4 separate regions of the Mus musculus genome follow, and regions 1, 2 and 4 are each linked to region 3. The links are chromatin loops, found by intact Hi-C in ENCODE. Cell type or tissue: heart. All regions are shown on one strand. Region 1 has its middle 31 kb from the start of Pawr. Region 2 overlaps Otogl (otogelin-like). Region 3 overlaps Syt1 (synaptotagmin I). Region 4 overlaps Otogl (otogelin-like).

Region 1 (5,000 bases), 240 kb after region 3:
GCATATCTGGGTCGGCTCGGTGGCATGCAGCCTGCCTGGCAGTCTGATGGAAGTCTTGGGTTTGATTCCCCAGGCTGCACATGGAAACAAAATCCTAAGAGCACACTCTGTATATGACAGTATGTGACATTCCTGAAATGACATGGCTGAAATGTAACAAATGAGTGATTCCCAGCGATAAGAGAATGCATAGAGAAAGAGGGAAATTCAGTGACTTGTGTGGGGTGGGGCTGTCTGTGTCTTGATTGTAGTCATCTTGCCCTGGGCTGCACGGTACCATGGGAGCAAACCAGAGCGATGCTGCCTGGGATTCTGCTGTGTTCCTTTCTGTCTCTGTGTCTGTCTGTCTGTCTGTCTCTCTGTGTCTCTCTGTCTCTCTGTCTCTCTCTCTCTCTCTCTCTTTCTTTCTTTCTTTCCTTCCTTCCTTCTCTTTCTTTCTTTCTTTCTTTCTTTCTTTCTTTCTTTCTTTCTTTCTTTCTTTCTTTCTTTCTCTCTCTGTTTCTCTCTGTCTCTCCAACATGTGACTGTAGAATTTCCTGAAAATAAAAAGTTTAGGGCTGGTGAGATGGCTCAGTGGGTAAGAGCACCCGACTGCTCTTCCGAAGGTCCGGAGTTCAAATCCCAGCAACCACATGGTGGCTCACAACCATCTGTAATGAGATCTGATTTCCTCTTCTGGAGTGTCTGAAGACAGCTACAGTGTACTTACATATAATAAATAAATAAATCTTTTAAAAAAAGTTTAGTTACAAGAAGTTTAGTTACAGAAGGTCTGAGTTCTGGTCAATGTCTAGGTGATTTATAGAAAGATATTTGTCCCTGTGTCTTGGAATTGGGCAAGAAAAGTTGGAAAGGGCTTAAACTCTAAGACCTAGTGCTACAGACTTAAACATGAAAGAGTCCTGGAACAGACAGCTCTCAGTAATCTTATGCTTCATTGGTCTCTAAATTACTATTATTATTGATTTGGCTGTAATTTGGTTTTTGAAATATGTTTTCCAGATATTGTCAGTGAGCATTATTTTTTTCTTTCTGTTTTCACTTTAATATTTACTCATTTTAATTAAAATTTTTGTGTGTTTTTGTATAGAGGTGTTCAGCATACATGTATGTCTGTATAACCTATTGTCCATGGAAACCAGAAGAAGAGGGCATTGGATTTTTTGGACTGGAGTTACAGACGGTTGCAAGCCACTGTCTTATGGGTGCTGGAAATCGTAATTGGGCCCTTGAAAGAGCAGCTAGTGCCATGCACTGCTGAGCCAGCTCTCCAGCACCTAATTTTTGAAAATATATATTTTAAATTAAAATATATCACTTCTCTCTTAGATTTTCTCCCTCCAACCCCTCCCAGTTGGAGGCTTCTTTTAATGACTGTTATATGTGTGTGTGTGTGTGTATATATACACACACACACACACATATATACACACACATATATGTCACATACTTATATATACATATACACATATGTACATGTATACACACAAACACATATATACACATATACACACATACACACATACATACACACACATACACACACACACATAAATGCGACTTGCTGGCTCTGTTTTTGTCTGTGTGTATATGTTCCCTGTTCTTCCAGGATCCAGCCCCATTTCCCTTCCTTATGCCATGTTTTCTTCTGACTCCATCTTACAATTCCGAAGCCTTCTGTAGGCTTCAGCAACAAAAGGTTTTGGTGTTTGTTTGTTTGTTTGTTTGTTTGTTTTTGTTTTTGTTTTTTTACTTAAGGGATTTAAAATCAACTCCTCTGATCCCAGTCTGTCATTTTTATTAACCAAGAAACAAAGAAAAGTGAATGCTGTGATTGATGGAGGATGCTGAGGCCCCGGGTTGTGGGTTCAGGATCAGAGCAAACGCACTTCATCCTCAGGCCCAGGCCCGTGGGTTCTCTCTTTTCCCTACTAGTCACAGTGTTTTATATTTTTATTGCTTTCCCAAGATTTTCAACCGTTAAGTATCTCCTTAAGTATCTAGTAATTTGCCAGAGCAGCACTCTTGACCGGTTGTGTCAGGCATATTATTATCCAATCTTAGTTGTCAGATGCGTGGAAAGTGTGGACTGGAACACGGTTTTTTTCTTTTTTCTTTTCAAGACAGGGTTTCTCTGTATATAGCCCTGGCTGTCCTATCCTCGAACTCAGAAATTCGCCTGCCTCTGCCTCCCAAGTGCTGAGATTAAAGGCGTGCGCCACCACCGCCCGGCTGGAACACGGATTTTTAACAGGTGGATACTGTGTGTGTGCGCGTGCGTGTGCGTGTGCGCGCGCAAGGAGCGTCTTTAAAAACTATAGTTTAACGCAGAGGCTGAAAAGGCCTGTTGGCGCCACCTTGTGGCGGGACTGAGAGCTATGCCCAGCAGTAATCTCTATATAATCAGGTCCTTATCATTTCCCTTTCACGGTGTTGGAGGTTTAAAAAAAAAAAAACAATACTTTTCTCTAATAAAGAGAAAGAGACTGACTGTTGGTTTAGCCACATCTTTATCTCTTTTCATTAAAATATTTCTTCTTGTCAGAAAAACAAAATAATTTCGCATACACAGAGCCTATGAGATGGCTCAGTAGATTAAACAATGCTTGCTGTACGTGTGACCTATGTTTGATATCTGGAACATGCATAAATATAGACAGAGAAAACAGATCCCACAAGGCTGTCTTCTGAACCTCCACACAAATGTGTCACCCGTCCTTCCCAACACACACACACACACACACCCCAATACACAAAACAAAAAAAAAGTTTTTTTTTTTTTAAAAACTGTATTTAAACCAAAATTATTTGTTACACTCAATTCTTAAACCAGACTAGCAAGCTCTTCCCTAGTACAATTCTGTATGGTTTCTGTAAAAATTAATCGCCAAGTTCCATGTGCTTAAAACTACCATCGTGTGTTGTTTTGTTTTGTTTTGTTTTTTTAAGAATAATTCACCTCTTTGATCTTGATTTTCTTACTGAATCAGTCACTATTCTGTGAAAGAATATTTGTGGTTATATTGTTTCCCTAATATGAAAATATCTGCAATTAGAATTAAGTGCGTAATTTAGTCCTTAGGAGGTTCTTAACTGTTTGAAGTTCCTTATGTAAGTGCATTTCTCTCAGTGAAGCAACCCTTGTCCTAACATCAAAGAAACGATCTGACCAGAGCAAACCTTTCACTCCCGCTTCTGAACACCTAAATACTCAATTACGTGCACACCCGCACCATCTGACGGCCGTGTTTCTCTCCTGAGGGGTCATGAAGGGTGTGAATCATAAAATGATTTGTTTGCTCAGGGTGTTATTAACTGTAGAAACTGCTGGACTTCTGAAGCGGCCCACTCATCAAGGCTCTTTCCCGAACGATTATGACAGCAATGACTAAGTACGCAAGTGCACAAGGGTGCAGACAGGGAAGGACAAGCTGTTGATCAGTCTATGCAGGGAACAGACAAGCTACAGAAAATGGCGTTTTGTTTTGTTTTGTTTTTCAAGACAGGGTTTCTCTGTATAGTCCTGGCTGTCCTGGAACTCACTTTGTAGACCAGGCTGGCCTGGAACTCAGAAATCTGCTTTTAATCCCAGCCCTCATGAGCGGAGGCATAGGGATCGATGCAAGTTGGAGGCCAGCTTGATCTACAGAGAAAGTTCCAGGACAGTCAAAGCTACACGGAAAAGCCCTGCCTTGAAAAACCAACCAACCAACCAATCAACCAACCAAAAACCAAAATACAGTCACAGAGAGGCATGCAGCAAATGACAGGAGGACAGAGAAAGGGGTCAGGAAAACAAGACACCATTATGGCCAAACAGAAGGTCTGGGGTGATGCTTGAACAGGTTGCACGAGCTTGGCTAAGCAAGAACTGGAAAATTACTTCAAGGGTCTAGTTAAACATTTCAACCCAGAGCTGATGACTAGGGTTTGATCTCTGAACCCACACTGGAGAGAGAACCGAGACTCTTGAAAGGTGTCCTCGGAATGCCACGCCCATGCCGAGCAAGCCTTGCCCCACCCTCATGTAAATCAATGGATAGCTGTGCTTCCAGTTGCTCCTCCCTTGTTTTGTTGTTCTTGTTTTGTTTGTTTGTTTTTGAGTCTCTCTCTCTCTCTCTCTCTCTCTCTCTCTCTCTCTCTCTCTCTTCCCCCCCCCCCCCCGCCACTATGTCTCACGATGTCATCCTGACAGTTCTGAAGCTCTCTATGTATCCCACGCTGACTTTCATCTGACAGCCGCCATCTGCTTTTGTCTTCCCAGTGTGGGAGTCAAAGTCAGGCACACAGTCACATGGCCGGCTCGTGCCTGAACTTTTAAACAATCAGCTAGAGGTGTGTTTTTCAGATTGGTGGGTCAAGAGTTACTATAAACACTTACGGATACAGCTCATGTCCAGTGGGGGTGGGATCAGAGACGAGATCGATGTGTACCACCCGTCATTCACGTCAGGAATATTAAGCTCTTCATGAAAATCTTCACCAAACGGCTTGAAGACCTGCCGGATCGGACAATTGAAACAACCTTCAGGATGGCTTTTGTTTTCGTTTTGCTTTTGTGAGACAGAGTCTCTCTAAATAGCCCTGGCTGTTCTGGAACTCACTTTGTAGACCAGGCTGTCCTCGAACTCCGAAATCTGCCTGCCTCTGCCTCCTCAGTGCTGAGATTAACGGTGTGCACCAACAAGCCAGGCTAGCCTCAGCATGCTTTTGTTCAACGTTCAAGAGACTAGAGGGCAGAAAGGGGGTTTGGGAGGAAATACACCTGATTTTCTGTTGATTTCTTGAAGCTTCAGTAAGGTGGACACCGTTCATCCCTGGCCGTTTTGGGTTTCCCTTAGGAGCTGGGGAGCCAGTCCAGGCCCGGTGCATGCTGGGCAAGCGCCGTTCGCTGTAGCTAGCCCGCTTCGTGGCGGATGTCTTGATGCCTTCAGCTTACAAGTTCCATGTCTTCCGCTGTAAAGTGGTGATGATCTCTGGTCTTTGAGAGAATTAAACCA
Region 2 (5,000 bases), 740 kb after region 3:
GAGATACTTTATTCTCCATCCAAGTATGAGCATCCAAGCCTTCAGAGTATGGATTCCAGTTTCCCCAAATGCCATGTTCCAATGTGGAAAGGGTTTCCAAGATGTTTTTATACTAAAGAATGAAAGAAAGACATAAATAAAGGTCTTTTTCAAATATACTAATAGGAATTTGAGGTTGGCAGATGACAGCAAAGTGGGAAATATTTGCTATGGGCTTTGGATGCATCTGGGATTTTGGGTCAGTGGAAGCTAGTTTGTTCTGTTATACTAGCAACCTCCCCAAAGATGTTATTTGATTTGTAAGATTGTTAGGTCAGATGAGCAGCGGGGAACAATGTTGGGTGTTAACGGAAACCAAAGACAGCCTAAGAGATCTCAGCTCCAGATCTGCAACCTTCCAGGCCCCCTCCTTCTGGCAGTTCTAACCCACCATTTCCCAGCCTTGTGGAAGTTTTAACACATGGGTGGCTTTCTCTGGGAGCTTCAGTTCACAGAGATGAACGCTGGACAATGATCAGAAAGTTCAAATCACTTAACTCCATGGAACGCTGTATTGACCTTTGATGAGATAAGGAAAAGATGTTTACTTCCTAGGATATTAAGCTGAAGACTGAGAATCCTTCGTAGCGTTTGGTACCCTGGATGCGAGGAAGAGGCAGGACGGAAGCAGGAAGTGTAAGAAGCTTTTATAAGCAAAGATTTTGCTGTGAAGGAGGAACTGGAAATGGACTCATAGTGGGAGGGATTATTTTGAAGTCATTTTATAATAAAGACCTAGGCGCTTCTCAGAATGATCATTACTCTCTGGTATCGTGAAATGCCCTTGGTGTGTGAAAAATTGAGAAATGGGCTATCTTAGGAGCGCGCAGTCTTTTTTAAAGGATACAGTCTGTCAACAGCACATTAAGGTGGTATTTCCTAGGGCTGTGGAATGGCTAATAGCATTACTCCCTTATCTAGAGCAGGGCCACTGAAACTCAGAGGTCACTCAGCTCTAGCTAAGCCTCACAACCTGAGGGAAAAGAGTTTGACTCCCTGTGCCCTGTGTACCTAGTGCTGGGAGTGTAAGGGAAGAAGAGAAAATTCTACTTGCTTTCTTTACCTGTGCATGTGTGCATGTGTGCATGCCCGTCTGTGTGTGCGTGTAATTGTTTACTACATTTGGGCTTATTCACAGTCACAAATATGTCTCATCATGACCCTTCTGGTAGCTATAAGGAGGTGAGGTTGCTGCATGATCACATGGTAACAATGATCCCAGGGGAGCTGGGGAGGAAGTAAGCTCTTATTACTTATTATTGATGCTATTACTAATAAGCTTATATTACACTTATTAACAGTATCTGAGGTGACTAACACTGACTCCCCAGTGCCCCTAGTATATTGTCTTTAAGTTCTTATTGTTGTAGGAAGGATTGGTGGTGGTGGTGGTGGTGGGGTCCCTTAAAGATGTTGGAAGAAATTTATATATGCCAAGATCTTTCTTATTTCTGCTCATCCTTTCTTTCTCTCTTATCCTGTATGCTGAAGTATCTAGGCTGACTCTTGATTGTGCCCATGGTCCAAGGGGACTCATGCACTAAGCTGGGCTTCAATGTGACCCTGCACCCCTTCTTTCAAGTGCCCAAATGAACCATCAATCACTCTTGTTGCTGATACCAAGCAACTGTTAGAAAACAAGGTGCTCCATGAAAATGAGTGCTGTTTGTGAGAAAATGTGTCAAGCGGTGTATTGTGGGGCACATATGTAAATTCCTATTATCTGTATTTTATAATAGCTTTTTCACACTGAGGGATTCTATCCTTTGGAAGTTGGGCATAATATTAGCTGCATAGCAAAGCCAACAGGATCTTGTCATGTGTGACTATAAAGTTACAGATAAGGGAGAAAATAATAGCTTTTGGAAAATGGCTCAAGAGAATAGGCATGAATTTTGTCCTTTACAAAGAAACTGAAAAAAATAATTGAGTAACACACACACACACACACACACACACACACACACACACACACACACACACAGACACACTCACACACACATGGATTACTGCATTCAACTGTAATCCACTGTCTGTAGTTTGTCAACTCTCTTATAACTTTAACTTCTCTCTGCTGCCTGATAAAATTTAAAATAGGATTATATAAGTGGTTAAAGGTTTATTACTCAAGTCCATTGTACAAAACAAGCAGCTGATCACGTAGAAACCAACTATTCATATTTTAAAGGAATCATTTGTAAACGTGGTATCTAAGGCTTCGCTAACCATCCCTCATTAAGCCTGTTCAGTAGGGGAAGGCGTTTGCTTCGCCAACACTGCCCTCTGCTGCTGCTGACCTGTAAGTCAAGTTAGTATTTATCCGGAGTAGAAACACTGAGTGTCTCTGTCCAGATAACTAACAGATGAAGCAATAGGAAGTGTTTTGAAAAATCTTAATAATACTATTACAGCCTGCTAGTGTACGTGAGAGACAGATAACCAGCCTCTGCATACAAGGATCCTCATAAATTCTCTGTGGCATGTTAGAATCTAATAACTAGACTTGGCTGCACAGGGAAGATTACATTTTTTCCCCAATAAGGATACATTGGACACTAGCTTCCACAGGATGGCAGGGAAATAGGATCTTAGTCATACTTTGGCTCTCTTCCTGGGGAAGAATAGTAGCCTACACCCTGTCTTCTGGATTGTGTACACAGTTCTCAAGCCAATGGCATCTTGAAACTTCTGAGACTTACTTCTTTCTGTACCTCATATGAGGAATGGGGTTCTTTATTCAAACTACCCTTGCTAGGTCTTGAACCTGGAACTATAAACACATCCGCCTGTATCACTGCAACGAGTTTTGGTACAAACTCTAAAGCTCCCGAGAACTTCTGCCTCCGCCATTATTGCCCCCTGCTTATATGAAAAGAACCTCGTCTATGCACCTCTCCTGCTTTTCCGTTGAGATCTCAAGTCTCTTTTCAGGAAGCTTAGGACTGAATAACAGGCAGGGGAAGCTACTGCTGATCTTGTTTTGTTCTACAGACCTCTTCAGGGCAATAACAATCAAATATCATAGCGATCCACTAGGATGTCAAGTACACAGAAAGTGAAAGTGTGGGCTGAGTAGATGGCTCTATCCTTAAGAGCACTTGCTTCTCACAGAAGACTCGAGTTATGTCCCCATTATTCGCAACAGACATCTCACAACTGCCTGTAACACCATCTCCAGGGAATTTGACACTCTCTTCTGGATTCACACACACACACACACACACACACACACACACACACACACACACACACATTTATAATAAAGAAGTAAAAGTAAATAATACACTATAGCAAAATAACCCAACCAATCAAACAAACAAGCAAAAAACCTGAAACTTCCACAGATTGTTCCTCTATGTTTCTACCCATTTCTAAGAACACGAGTTTAGTGTGTCCCAGACATAAGCATGTGCTTTGGACATTCTGTGTTCAAATTCTACCTCCATAACCTTCCCCATAGTGATCTGTATGAGCCCCTGGTTTGCAGTTTTATAAATTTCATAGCTATCATGCAGTAGTGGCAAACGGAGTTCTCCTATGTGCCTGATGACGAACATGGAGAAAGTTTAGGCATACCAAACCTCAGCTACAAATATTTAATGTAGATCTTTCTATTTACACTTACTTCATTTATGTTTTCCACTAAAAGGGTTGAAGGATGCTTGCCATATTGCCCCAAGAATATGATCCTGGATGAGACGACTCTTAAATGTGTTCACCCAGAAGACTGTAAGTATGGACCTTGCTTAATTTACTGTTAAAAATAAAAAGCATAGATAATTTTTCCCTCAGGCAAATGGTTACAATTAGAAGCCTGAGACAGAGAATAAGAACTCATTTCAATCTCCAGTCCATGGAGCTAAAACAAACAAACAAAAAAACCCAACAACAAAAAAATCAACCAACCAACCAACCAGACAAAATAACTTCCCAATTATTTTCTAAAACATTTATGTCTTGCTTCTCATATCCCTCTTTTATGTTTTCTTTCTTAAAATATTTTCCTAGAAGACAAAGAGCTGTATGTAAATTAGGTGGGTCTTCTTTTATGGAAATATAGATCAATGCAGGCATCTCTATTTATTTGTAGGCATACCACTGTTTCCAACAGAACCAGCATTGCCACCAGGTAAGCTGCAATATCCAGGGATTTGGGCAGTTGCAACAATTTATCCCAGCTGCTAGTACATGGATTATCAAATTGATAAAAATCCCAGAAGTGGCCTTTTTTTTAAGGGCTGTGTGTATTTTCTGTAGTTATTCCACTTCTTTATCCATTTCAGTTAGTGTATGCTACTAAGGTTTCTTCAAAATCCATGGTAACGGAGTTATGAAGTTGGCTTTCAGGATCTCTCTCTCTCTCTCTCTCTCTCTCTCTCTCTCTCTCTCTCTCTCTCTCTCTCTCTCTCCAAGTTTTCTCTGGATCCTAACTATAAAACTTTCTCTAGGAAATTATTTTATAAATCCACTCGTCAAGTCTTGTCAAGCTTAATATAGTGCTCCTGGGGTTGTGATTTACAAAAGTTTAGTTTCAGATACTTAGATTCGGCAAACCTCAGTTTGAATCTTGTGTTTTTTTTTTTTTTTCTTTCCTGGCCCCTGGGTGTGGTGTGAATGTTAGATAGGGTATAGCTTTGATCTTAATATAAGCAACAGTTGTCAAGTATTTTAAAACATAACCTTCCATGAATGTAGCTTTTGGCTAACTATGGATCAAAAATCGTTGGAAAATATTCATATAGGCTAATGACATATAAAATGTTCCTTGTGACATCCCCTAAATACATGATAAATTATTGTTTACATAGTTTTTACATTATACAAGGCATACATCATTTAAGAGATGAGATGATTTAAGATAAGGAAGGAAACATAGGTTATATGCAAAATCACATTATCTGATGTTAGGGACTTGAGCATGCACAGATTACGGTGTGTGTGGTGGGTCTGCAACTGACCAC
Region 3 (5,000 bases):
TATCCACACTTTGGTCTTCCTTCTTGAGTTTCATGTGTTTTGCAAACTGGACATAGTACTACCTGAGGACCCAGCAATACCACTCCTGGGCATACACCCAGAAGATGCTCCAACATGTAATAAGGACATGTGCTCCTCTATGTTCATAGCAGCCTTATTTATAATAGCCAGAAGCTGGAGAGAACCCAGATGTCCCTCAACAGAGGAATGGATACAGAAAATGTGGTACATTTACACAATGGAGTACTACTCAGCTATTCAAAACAATGAATTTATGAAATTCTTAGGAAAATGGATGGATTGGAGGATATCCTGAGTGAGGTAACCCAATCACAAAAGAACGCACATGATATGCACTCACTGATAAGTGGATATTAGCCCAGAAACTTAGAATGCCCTGTGCATTCTTGAAGCATCCAAAGGCACTGTCCATGCTTGGCCGATTTGGCAGCAGCTGAAATGAGATGGAACTTGCATCTAAAGGGTTTTCCTAGGACCAACGTGATAATATGAGAACCCATTCTGGTGCTGTGGTCACGCACAGTCTTTCTCATGCCCTGTCCCCATGATGGAAGAAACAGACATGTTGAAAAGACTCAGTGTCCGGGTAAATCTCACCAAGTTTGGTTTCATCGTTTTCATGAGTTTGCATTGGCTTCAGAGTCAGAATCATACTTAAAACTCCAGTTCTCCCTGCCCTCCTCTAGAAGATGCCTGCCTACCACGAACTCGACAGTGAGGGGACTCTAAAGATGGGTAAAGAAGAATGCATACTAGCCTGTTAAAGTGCTGGAGAGTGGCCTGCACATGTAGGTGCATGTAGGCATGTGTAGGTGCATGTAGAACACTTTTATCTTTGTGACTCTGCCATGTATTATGGTACAGAGGTATATGTGCATGGCTGTGGAAGTCAGAAACACCTAGAACACTGTGGGTCACGACCCCTTTGGAGAAGCCAAACACTTTTTGTGATGGTTGCCTTAGATAGCCAGAAAACACAGATATTAACATCACAGTTCATAACAGTAGCAAAACTGCAGTTACGAAGCAGCCACAAACATGCTTCTATGGTTGGGGGTCACCATGTAAGGAACATAAGGAACTGTATTAAAGGGCTGCAGCGTTAAGAAGGTTGAGAACCGCTGACCTTGAGGGATGAGTTGCTGGCCCTGAGACTTAGTGTCCCCAGCTGCTGAAAAAAGGATGATAATACCTTCTTCATAGGGAACAACGGGTGACTGTTAGCTGAACTGACCTGCAGTGGGGCTTTCCACAGGCCCTGACAAGCAGTCAGGTGATTTGTATTCTTCTGTAACTTGGCCATGACTCACTGTTTTCTCTGGATTTATCTCTGGAATTCCCCTTGAGGTGATTCGGACTTGTGGCTCACTACTTTCCGTGTACTTCCCCCACTAATAGAGAAACAAAGTTAAATTTAACATCAGGAGTTATCTTAAGAGGAAAATACATTCATTTAAAAAAAAAAAAAAGGACAACTCTGATGGTTTTGAGGAAAAAAAATCACCAAACACAGAGGGGGTTCAATGGAAGAGATGGGACACAACGCCCCCCTTCCCCACTGTGGCTCTTCAGCACCAAGTGGCAGTCTCACTACGCTGTGTCCCACTTCCAGACCAGTCCAGAGGCCTGAGAAGCTGGAAAGAGACAGGAAACTTGAGTTTTACGCTACTGACCCTCATTTGACATAGCAAGATGGCTCCCCACCCACACTCTCAGAATTGGAAACGTGAGCCTGAGGAGAGTCTATCGTCTTTGCAGAACACTGCCATCGAGACAGTAGACCTCACGTCTGGTAGCTTCTCTCTATCGACAGCACAGTTGTTTTATTTATTTATTTATTTATTTATATTCAAAGTAGATGCAAGCTCCTCCAGTGCCTCTCCCTAATGTGAGAAGACCTGATTGTCTACGATTCTTACACTCAGAGCAGAAGTGCTTGCTCTCTGTTTAGCAGTCTCCAAGTGGATGCGTGGACACATGTTATGTTCTTCTTTTCCTCCCCCAGCCACATAACTACGTGATCGTGACCTCCTCCTACTGGCCCCTTCCCCTACAAACAATGGTATCTGAGCCTCGGTCCAGTTCACACTGCCTTCGAATAGTCGTTGATTCCAGAAACTCTTAAGACATGGGAATATTCTCCTGGCTGACATCCTTTGAGCCTGGCCTAGGATACTTGAGTTCAAAGCATAGGTACAGAAAGACAGTTCAAGATGAGCCATTTTCAACAGGAGGTGGCAGTAGCAGCCAGGGATTGAGCACCCTTCCTGAGCCCTGCTCACGGGAGCCATCCAGCCATCCTGACCTGCAGTTTGGCATTCTAAAGCCAAAAGGCAGAACAAGCCTGAGGTCCCCCGCCCTCCATGAGCCCCGCAACTATTCCAAACCCCGAAATTGCACGAACACGAAAGCCAAACAAGCAAAGGAATGAGCTGTGAGGCTGTTCCTAAGTCTTACTGCAGAGGACAGAAGGAGCCCTCTCGTACATCAACTGATATGGCTTCAGAAGGGTCTTGAGGAAGGTTATGAGGAGGGTCAGCAGTACAGGCTGACTGGGAAAACAAGAACTCCAGAGCCAATCCACACCCTCGATGAGACTTAACAAGGAGACTCAGCCAAACCCTCTGACAGATTAGGGAATACGGAATCTTCTTCAGAAATTCTACGAAGGGTCCAAAAAAGATAATGGCCAGAAAAACTTGGTTTGTAAATTATGATATATAAACATACAAAGATATTTGATTTTGGCTCACTTGTTGAATTTGACCCTACAGCTCCAAATTTAGCAGACAGACTGACTGACACAAGACACAGAGACACATACACACTTTCTTTCCTTCTCTCTTTCTTGCTTTTTTTTTTTTTTTTTTTTGTCCCTGTTACAAGGCCAGAAGCAGTTGGAGTGTGGACCTATTATTTCTCTGATAATTATAATTTCCCAGAGAGTTAAGGCACACAAATTACTTTGTAATAGCTTTAAATTCTTTGCTTTGTCCTCGGTCTACAATTATGCACTCGCCCGTGCTCCCGTCATTGGTTGTCCTGATTTATGAAACCTCTGTTCTCTGATCTCAGTTTTTACCTCTGCCTCCTTTAAAATGTACAGAACGTGGCCGCAAGGTCACATTTCTCATCATCACAGAGTCCCGCTCTCAGGTGTAGTCATTACCGTCTTAATAAGGTGGGCAGTTAGGCCCTCAGTAGTCTATCTCATCCGCTAGATAATTGCTCGGCCTTCGCTGTAAAACCCCCATTTTGTGCCTCGCTCTGAGTCCAGAGTTGCCATGTTCAAACATCTATTGATTTGGTGCGTGTATTAATTAAAAACTTATTTCTCGCCAGGGATGTGATAGATGAACTGCCATGCATGAGAAAGGAACATGTAATTAATCTTACCCAGTTTCACTTGTTGCAGAAACAATGTCACCAGAAAGTTTCCTGGTAACTGCCGGGCTGTTAGCACAACCTTTTCAAAATCCAGGAACCAAACAGAGCTCAGCAGTAGACCTCTTGCTGAAGAGGTGTGAGGCCCTGGGTTCAATGCCTAGCACTGGAGGAAAAAAAAATCCTGAAATGAATGTATTCATTGTAGAATCAATTATTCATTGCAGGTAGATTTATGAGGCATGCAACCATACAAAAAGGTTTTATGTTCTTAATAGAGCAAAGATCTATAATTTCTTTTTGATCTACTTTTAAACCAGAGGGACTTTAATCCACATTTAGACATACCTAAATTCTTGTGCCTGAATGGCAAAGAGATATAGAAATTTCCAGAACATCCTTATTAGCGTGGGATCACTAACTGGGCCATAGGCTAAAGCCAAGGTTCAGTTTTATTATTTCTCTTGCTGCCTTGATCATCTTTCTGCACTCATTTGGCTTGAAGGCACAGACATTCCCTGTAGATTATCTCGACTTGGCCCTGGGTGTCTGCTACACATTTTCCTTCCTAATATGGTAGCAGGAGAGGCTCTTGGAGCTCCAGCGACTTTCCCTGGCCTTGTGGAATGTGGGGAGGAAAGAATCCCACAGAGATGAAAACATTCGAATTTGCATTGATAAAGAAAATGAAAGAAAACTGAAAAGAGGGTAGATCTCTTAAAACTTTCTTTTGTTTCCTTACTCTGGATGCGTAGCCATCTCCTAATATCTCCTGTTGGTCTGTGGAGGAATTAACATTGTTCATTTATTGACCATAACGTCAGTCATGAGCCCTGAAAGAAATCGTGAGTTTTCTGCAGAAGGAATTCTAGCAGAATAAAGTTCTCATCATCATCACAGTTGAAATCCTCAAAGCATCCTAACACTCAGCGCTGCTAATTAGCCACATAAAGATGCAATCTCAGAGAGTAAGTCCCACATCCCTGAAACGGAGTAATGGATCATGCTCCGTCCTGACAGTGTACAAATTACACTGTTTGTCTTCATTCCGGATCTGTATGAACCAGTGCTCAAGAAATGACTCTGTTGCCTGCCCATGTATTGACTGCTTTACAGTTCAATACCGGTTTTTTTCTCTCCTGGTCATAAATTAGTTCAAAGAAATATTCGCTTGATAAAAATTCTTCAAACCATCTATCCCAGACTTGGAGACAGCTCAATGGTAGACGTTCTGCCTAACAAAATAAAGTCTAGGTTCAGTCTCCAACATGGACACATATCTTTCAAATTGACACAAACTAGTGTCCCGAGGAAGGAGAGACTTAATTGAGGAAATGCCTCCATCAGATTGGCCTGAGGGGCTGGCTGTCTTTGTGGCATTTTTCTTGCTTGTTGATTGGTGTGGGAGGGCCAAGCCCATCATGGATGGTATCCCTAGGGACACCATACTAGGTAGGTGGGCCCAAGGTGAATAAGAAGAGAGCCAAATCAGAAAGATGAGGCAGGGAGCTAGACACTAAGGAGCGCTCCTTCGCTGTTCCAGCCCTGAGCTCCTTCCCCTACTTCCCTCAGTGATGAACTGTTACCTAGGAGTG
Region 4 (5,000 bases), 680 kb after region 3:
CTTACAGGTTTAGAAGTTCAGTCCATTATCTGACAGGAACATGGCAGCATCCAGGCAGGCATGGTACATACAGTTGGAGCTGAGAGTTGTATATCTTCATCTGAAGACTGTTAGCAGAATACTGGCTTCCAGGAAGGGAGAATGAGGGTCTTAAATCCCACACCCACAGTGACAGGCCACACCTACTCCAACAGGGCCACAGCTTCTAATAGTGCTACTCCTTAGGCAGAGCATATACAAACCACCACACTTTGCTTTAATGTGCTTTTTGCTTAATGTGGTAAGCTATTCACAGAAAGATGCAGAAAGCAGGAGAGATTCTACTAGTTAACCCTGAAGTTTATTCCTACTTGATTTCTCCACACCCTAATCACAAACAAGATTTGTATTTCCCTGTCATACTAGTGGTAGAATTGTATTCTCTATTCTCACTGAGAAAGTTCTTAGCCCTCACAGGGAGCGAAGACTTTTGTTTTGCACATAGGGTTAAAATATACAGTAGATGTGTTTCTCCGAAGGTCATTCAGTGACTTTTCTTGGGACCAAACAAACAGTCCAGAACTATTTGACACTCCATATCTGCAGTTACTATGTCTAGTTAGTTGTCTGTCGTTTGCACAACATAGCTTTGTGCAGTCCCATAGAGTGGTGAAAGTCTATAGTGGCCAATTGCAGAGCGAAGAGTCAACAGTCATTTTGTTTGTGTTGGGAAAAAATTATATCTTATATTATTTACTTCACCTTTTCCCTTACAGATATCACTGCCGGTGTCATTATAGGGGGAGCATTTACCAGCCAGGGGAGCTCATTCCAACCCCCTCAGGCTTATGGTAGGTGTGTTAAAGAATATATTAACTATACATATATATGTATACCCATATATATATATGTATATCACATTAGAATATGGAATGTCTAAGGCATGTACTGGTGCTTGCAGAATAGATTTCTAAATTTAATCACCATGAAGTTAAACAAAAGCCCTTTACAATAAGCTTTTGTTAGTAGATGTTAAGAATAGGTAGGCATTCAAGCTACATCCTGAGGTCTTATAGGTTAATGGCTCATCTACACAGCTCAAAAAAAGAAAAATCAATTCTGGCATAGGTCTGAACCATAAGCCACATAGGAGTCACTCCTCATGATGGATATCAAACAGTGTCCAACCACACTCACAGACTACCATTCACTGTAGTTATGTCCTGTCTGCCAAAAATGCAGTCACGTCTGCATGCTACCCATTTATCCACACCTGTCTCTCAGGATCCTCCTTCTAGTTGCACTGCAGGGGCTCACAGCGGATCCCCTTGGGTAGACAATGACAGCGAGACAGGATTGCATGGTTTCTACTAACCTGGCACTGTTCTGAGCATGCTGTACACATTATTAATTAAGCCCTCATGAGTATAACTGCAAGAGATAGATCCTGCCATCTTACTCCAGTTTATACACGAGCAGAGTGAGGCACATGTAGTTAAGCAGCCCGATAATGGGGCTGGGATTTGTGCCCAGGCACCCGGCTTGGCAGTGCTCACTCAGTCGCAGACCTTGCTTCGCAGTTCATTTTAAACTAACAGCAAGCTATCATTCACAAATCAACTTGCCTTTATAATTAATTCCATCTTTTCCCCACCACCCCCTGATTAAAACACAAAGAAACAACTGCATCCTTTCCTGTGTAGAATATATGACTATCTACAGTTTCCCAAGCCAGAATTCTGAGAATCATTCCGACTCCTTTCTCATGCTCAACACTCCCATCTTGAAAATTCGTAGCAACCCTTGATTTAACTTGGTTTTATTTTCTTCATGTACATCAAATCCATTTTTCCCTTCCTGTCCTGCTGCCTTAACAGTGACACTCACCTCCTCTTCCCTGCCCCTCTCTAAAAATTATCTTTCCTTTACACTGCTATAACAAAATACCAGAGGCTGGCCATCTTATAAAGGTTTACTTAGCTCATAGTTATGGGGGCACAAGAGTGTTGGGTCCACAGGGAACAAAGAGTCAAGGAAGCCAAATCTTCTCACACTAACCCACCCTTGTAACCTGCTCAGTTCTGAGAGATTCACTTTAGGTTATAAACATATTCATCTTTTTCAGAAGTGGTTTCTCTGGTACCAAATCACTTTGTGCCTTAAGCTGCAGCTCTTAAAGTCCCACCTTTTGACAGTATCACAGTGGGGACCAATCCTTAGCACATGTCTGGGACTGGATAAACCATAGCAAAACCATTGCTTATTAGTCTCCTTGTCTGTAGTCTCCTTCCAAGTGTTGGAAGAACCTGTTTTGAATTCAATATCCTTAACATTATTTATTTAAACATAGTAAAATAAAATCCATCCTTCATTAGAGCCCAAACCAAAAATATTTAGCATAATGACCTTATTTGCATCCCTGTCCCCAACCTGGAAGAAGTATAATATGTAGACCTGGCTGTCTCACTTCCTTTATGACGTTGGCAGTATGGGCTAACACAGCTCTGAGTGACATTCTGTTGCTTAGAGATGCATGTGTGTAGTTTTCATGTGATGTACCTCTTGATATGTTGGTTTCTTCATTTTTCAAACATAGAACACATGGTCTGCTCTAAAGCTGAAGGGAAATCTGTGCCGGGATATTTCCAAGGGTCGTTATGAACAGAATTTTAGTAGTTTTTTAAATTTTTTTTTTTTTAGATCTTAGATATATTTTTGTGTTGAAAATGTGATGTTGTTTGAATTAATTGTATATTCTCCTGTTCTTAGAATATAAGCATTTGGGTCAGGCTAGTAACAATACCATGGAGCTTTTAATCCTCCTGTCTCTAACAAGGCCCCTCACATGGAGGTGTTTGATAAAATGTGTCAAAATTAGATAGCTGTCTTGGATGTGGACTGAAGGGAATGATTTATTCGTATAAAACTCAAGATTTTGGTCTATAAACTAACTATTTCTTTACTTCTAGCCAGTGTTCAAATGGGACTGTGAAATGTGATGAGCTAGCAACACCCTCTACTGGTGAGTTCCAGAAAAAGCTTTTCCCGAGCAGCATGCATCTCAAACACTGCCCCTGACTCTTCTGACAGAAGGCTCTTATGCACCTCCTTATCCAAGCACGGGAACATTGTAGTATCATGCATTCAGAACCACGTTCCAATGATTCCCGACTTTTTTTTCACATCACTAATAATATTTGTGGGACCGTGGAAAGTAAGTATTTAAGGCGGCTTAGAGACACTGATGGTCAGTCAAGCATGTAGCTTTTATATTGTCTACCCCAGCACCACCTCAGGTACCTGAAAGGCTTTAGGGGTATAGCCTGGATGCTGGTTGTAACGTAGTCGTGGATCAGAAAGCAGAAAATTCTATCCTAGGCCAACACGCCTCAGCTTTTAATATCCACACAACGAACTGGAGATCTTGTTAAGACTTATGATTTGATTTTGAATGCGAAGCCACCCCAGAGATTCTGAATACCTACCAATGACCAAGGCAATGCCAGTGTTTCTAGGTCCTGGGATGTGTCTGGGGAGCAAGCTTCTAGGGTTACATGCAACAAATGGAAAATAGCATACAACAAGAGTGTGGTGGCACTCTCCTGTAACCCAGCACTGAGAAAGCAGGGGGCAAAGCCATCCAGGCCTCAAGGACAGATTCAGCTATGCAGCATTAGAAGCAAACCTGGCTTGTGTAAGACTCAGTTATAAAAATGGAAAATAAAAACAAAGGGTTTATAAAATATATCCATTGCTATTTCTCTTAGACTGTAACTTTCCACTTTCCACTAGAGTATGTAGCCTGAAGGTCTACAAATTAGAGGGTCGCATAAATCTGTATTTTTGTCAGATGAATAACTTATGGACACATGGCTGTCATTCTGTTAGATAGGGATATTATGGTTCTGTTAGCTATTTAAATGTATGTGGTTAGAAATCAGCTTTGAGCTGAGCATGGTGGTGTGTCTCTATACTCATTAAAGAGGCTAAACCAGAGGGAGGACTTACAGACCAACCGAGGCTTGACAGTGAGACCCCGTCCCTTAAAACACAAAATAAAGCAATAAAATACTTTTTGAATTACACATTTACTTTATCAGGATTTAGGTCAGTCTGGGCAGGTCATGTGACTGGGCCTCAAAGCTAACACAATAGCGACTGGAAATCCTCACTTATGCCCCTTGTAGTTCAGGGTAGCTCACAGTTAAAGCAGGGATTACTAGGTAGCCTGCTTTCTCAACGGAGCCCTCACGAATCCATTCCTGTGGTCTCACCCAAGTGTCTTATTTGATCCCTGACAGCCCCAAAGACTTCTGGGAAACAGATACCCCCTGGACCCCGGTCATGCCTCCTAACAGGGGCCTCTGTACTACTCTACAGTGTAGTAGAGGTTGATGAAAATAATGACTCAGAGGCAAGGCAAGGTGAAGAAGTAACATGCATTTATTATGGCTTTGTAAATGCTTAAATGCGTATTGCAGCTTTCAGTCATTAAAATTGGTGTGTTTGAATTCATCTTGTTGACTTCAAGAAAGTATATGCTAGTTATTTAGTGAATTGTGGGGGAAGGATGGCTAAGGTTTTCAGGTTTGAAACAGCTTTTGGGAATTTTGAGATGGAACAGACTCTGGCTAGGTCGTGCTGATGAGCTCATAAACTCGGGGATCACAGAGAGCATTCTTTCACTATAGCGATCTGGTCAGTGGGTTTTGTTCGGATGATTTGTGCATAAGACTTTGGGCCAAATACAAAGTTAAAGCCGTGTTATCCATGCTTGTATCTGAAGTCCACGCCTGCCCAGAAGGGAAGGAATATTTTGACTGCAGGTTTCCTGACCCTGCGTTACCAGCTGGTGGTATAAACTGCGAGACGACGTGCGCAAACCTGGCCATGAACTTCACCTGTGCTCCATCCTCGCCTTGCATCAGTGGCTGCGTTTGTGCTGCAGGGTGAGTTCCCCTTTCTTGACAGTACAATCATTCATGATTTAGAGGACAATTAAAGTCTCTTAAAAATATCCT

The links. A loop is a pair of places that touch in the nucleus more often than their neighbours do. Peaks named below come from ENCODE experiments on the same cell type or tissue, not always from the same donor. Only the 100,000 strongest peaks of a DNase experiment are listed, where the experiment ranks them.
Region 1: it touches region 3 in a loop (9-fold over the local background); 24 of 42 quality-filtered maps call a loop at or near these places.
Region 2: it touches region 3 in a loop (5-fold over the local background); 5 of 42 quality-filtered maps call a loop at or near these places.
Region 4: a loop joins it to region 3, with 3 times the contacts of the local background. A loop is called at or near these places in 2 of 42 quality-filtered maps.

Annotation. Positions count from the first base shown.
Region 1 is chr10:108,298,341-108,303,340 of GRCm38, reverse strand. No RefSeq gene overlaps it. Among named protein-coding and RNA genes, the nearest start is that of Pawr, 31 kb to the left of the region's middle. In heart, a CTCF peak has its summit at 2,367 (motif pointing left); a DNase peak (open chromatin) is centred at 2,290; H3K4me3 peaks cover 344 bases.
Region 2 is chr10:107,797,490-107,802,489 of GRCm38, reverse strand. It overlaps Otogl (otogelin-like), which reads left to right. Exons shown (of 58, transcript NM_001177567.2): 35 at 3,689-3,768; 36 at 4,130-4,168. Among named protein-coding and RNA genes, the nearest start is that of Ptprq, 80 kb to the right of the region's middle. In heart, a CTCF peak has its summit at 2,320 (motif pointing left); no DNase peak of the experiment used is centred here.
Region 3 is chr10:108,535,092-108,540,091 of GRCm38, reverse strand. The region is part of intron 9 of Syt1 (synaptotagmin I); the gene reads left to right. Among named protein-coding and RNA genes, the nearest start is that of Gm36601, 82 kb to the right of the region's middle. In heart, a CTCF peak has its summit at 2,241 (motif pointing right); a DNase peak (open chromatin) is centred at 2,261; H3K27ac peaks cover 4,356 bases.
Region 4 is chr10:107,856,896-107,861,895 of GRCm38, reverse strand. Otogl (otogelin-like) reads left to right here. Exons shown (of 58, transcript NM_001177567.2): 21 at 756-830; 22 at 2,949-3,001; 23 at 4,766-4,928. Among named protein-coding and RNA genes, the nearest start is that of Otogl, 53 kb to the left of the region's middle. In heart, a CTCF peak has its summit at 2,997 (motif pointing left); no DNase peak of the experiment used is centred here.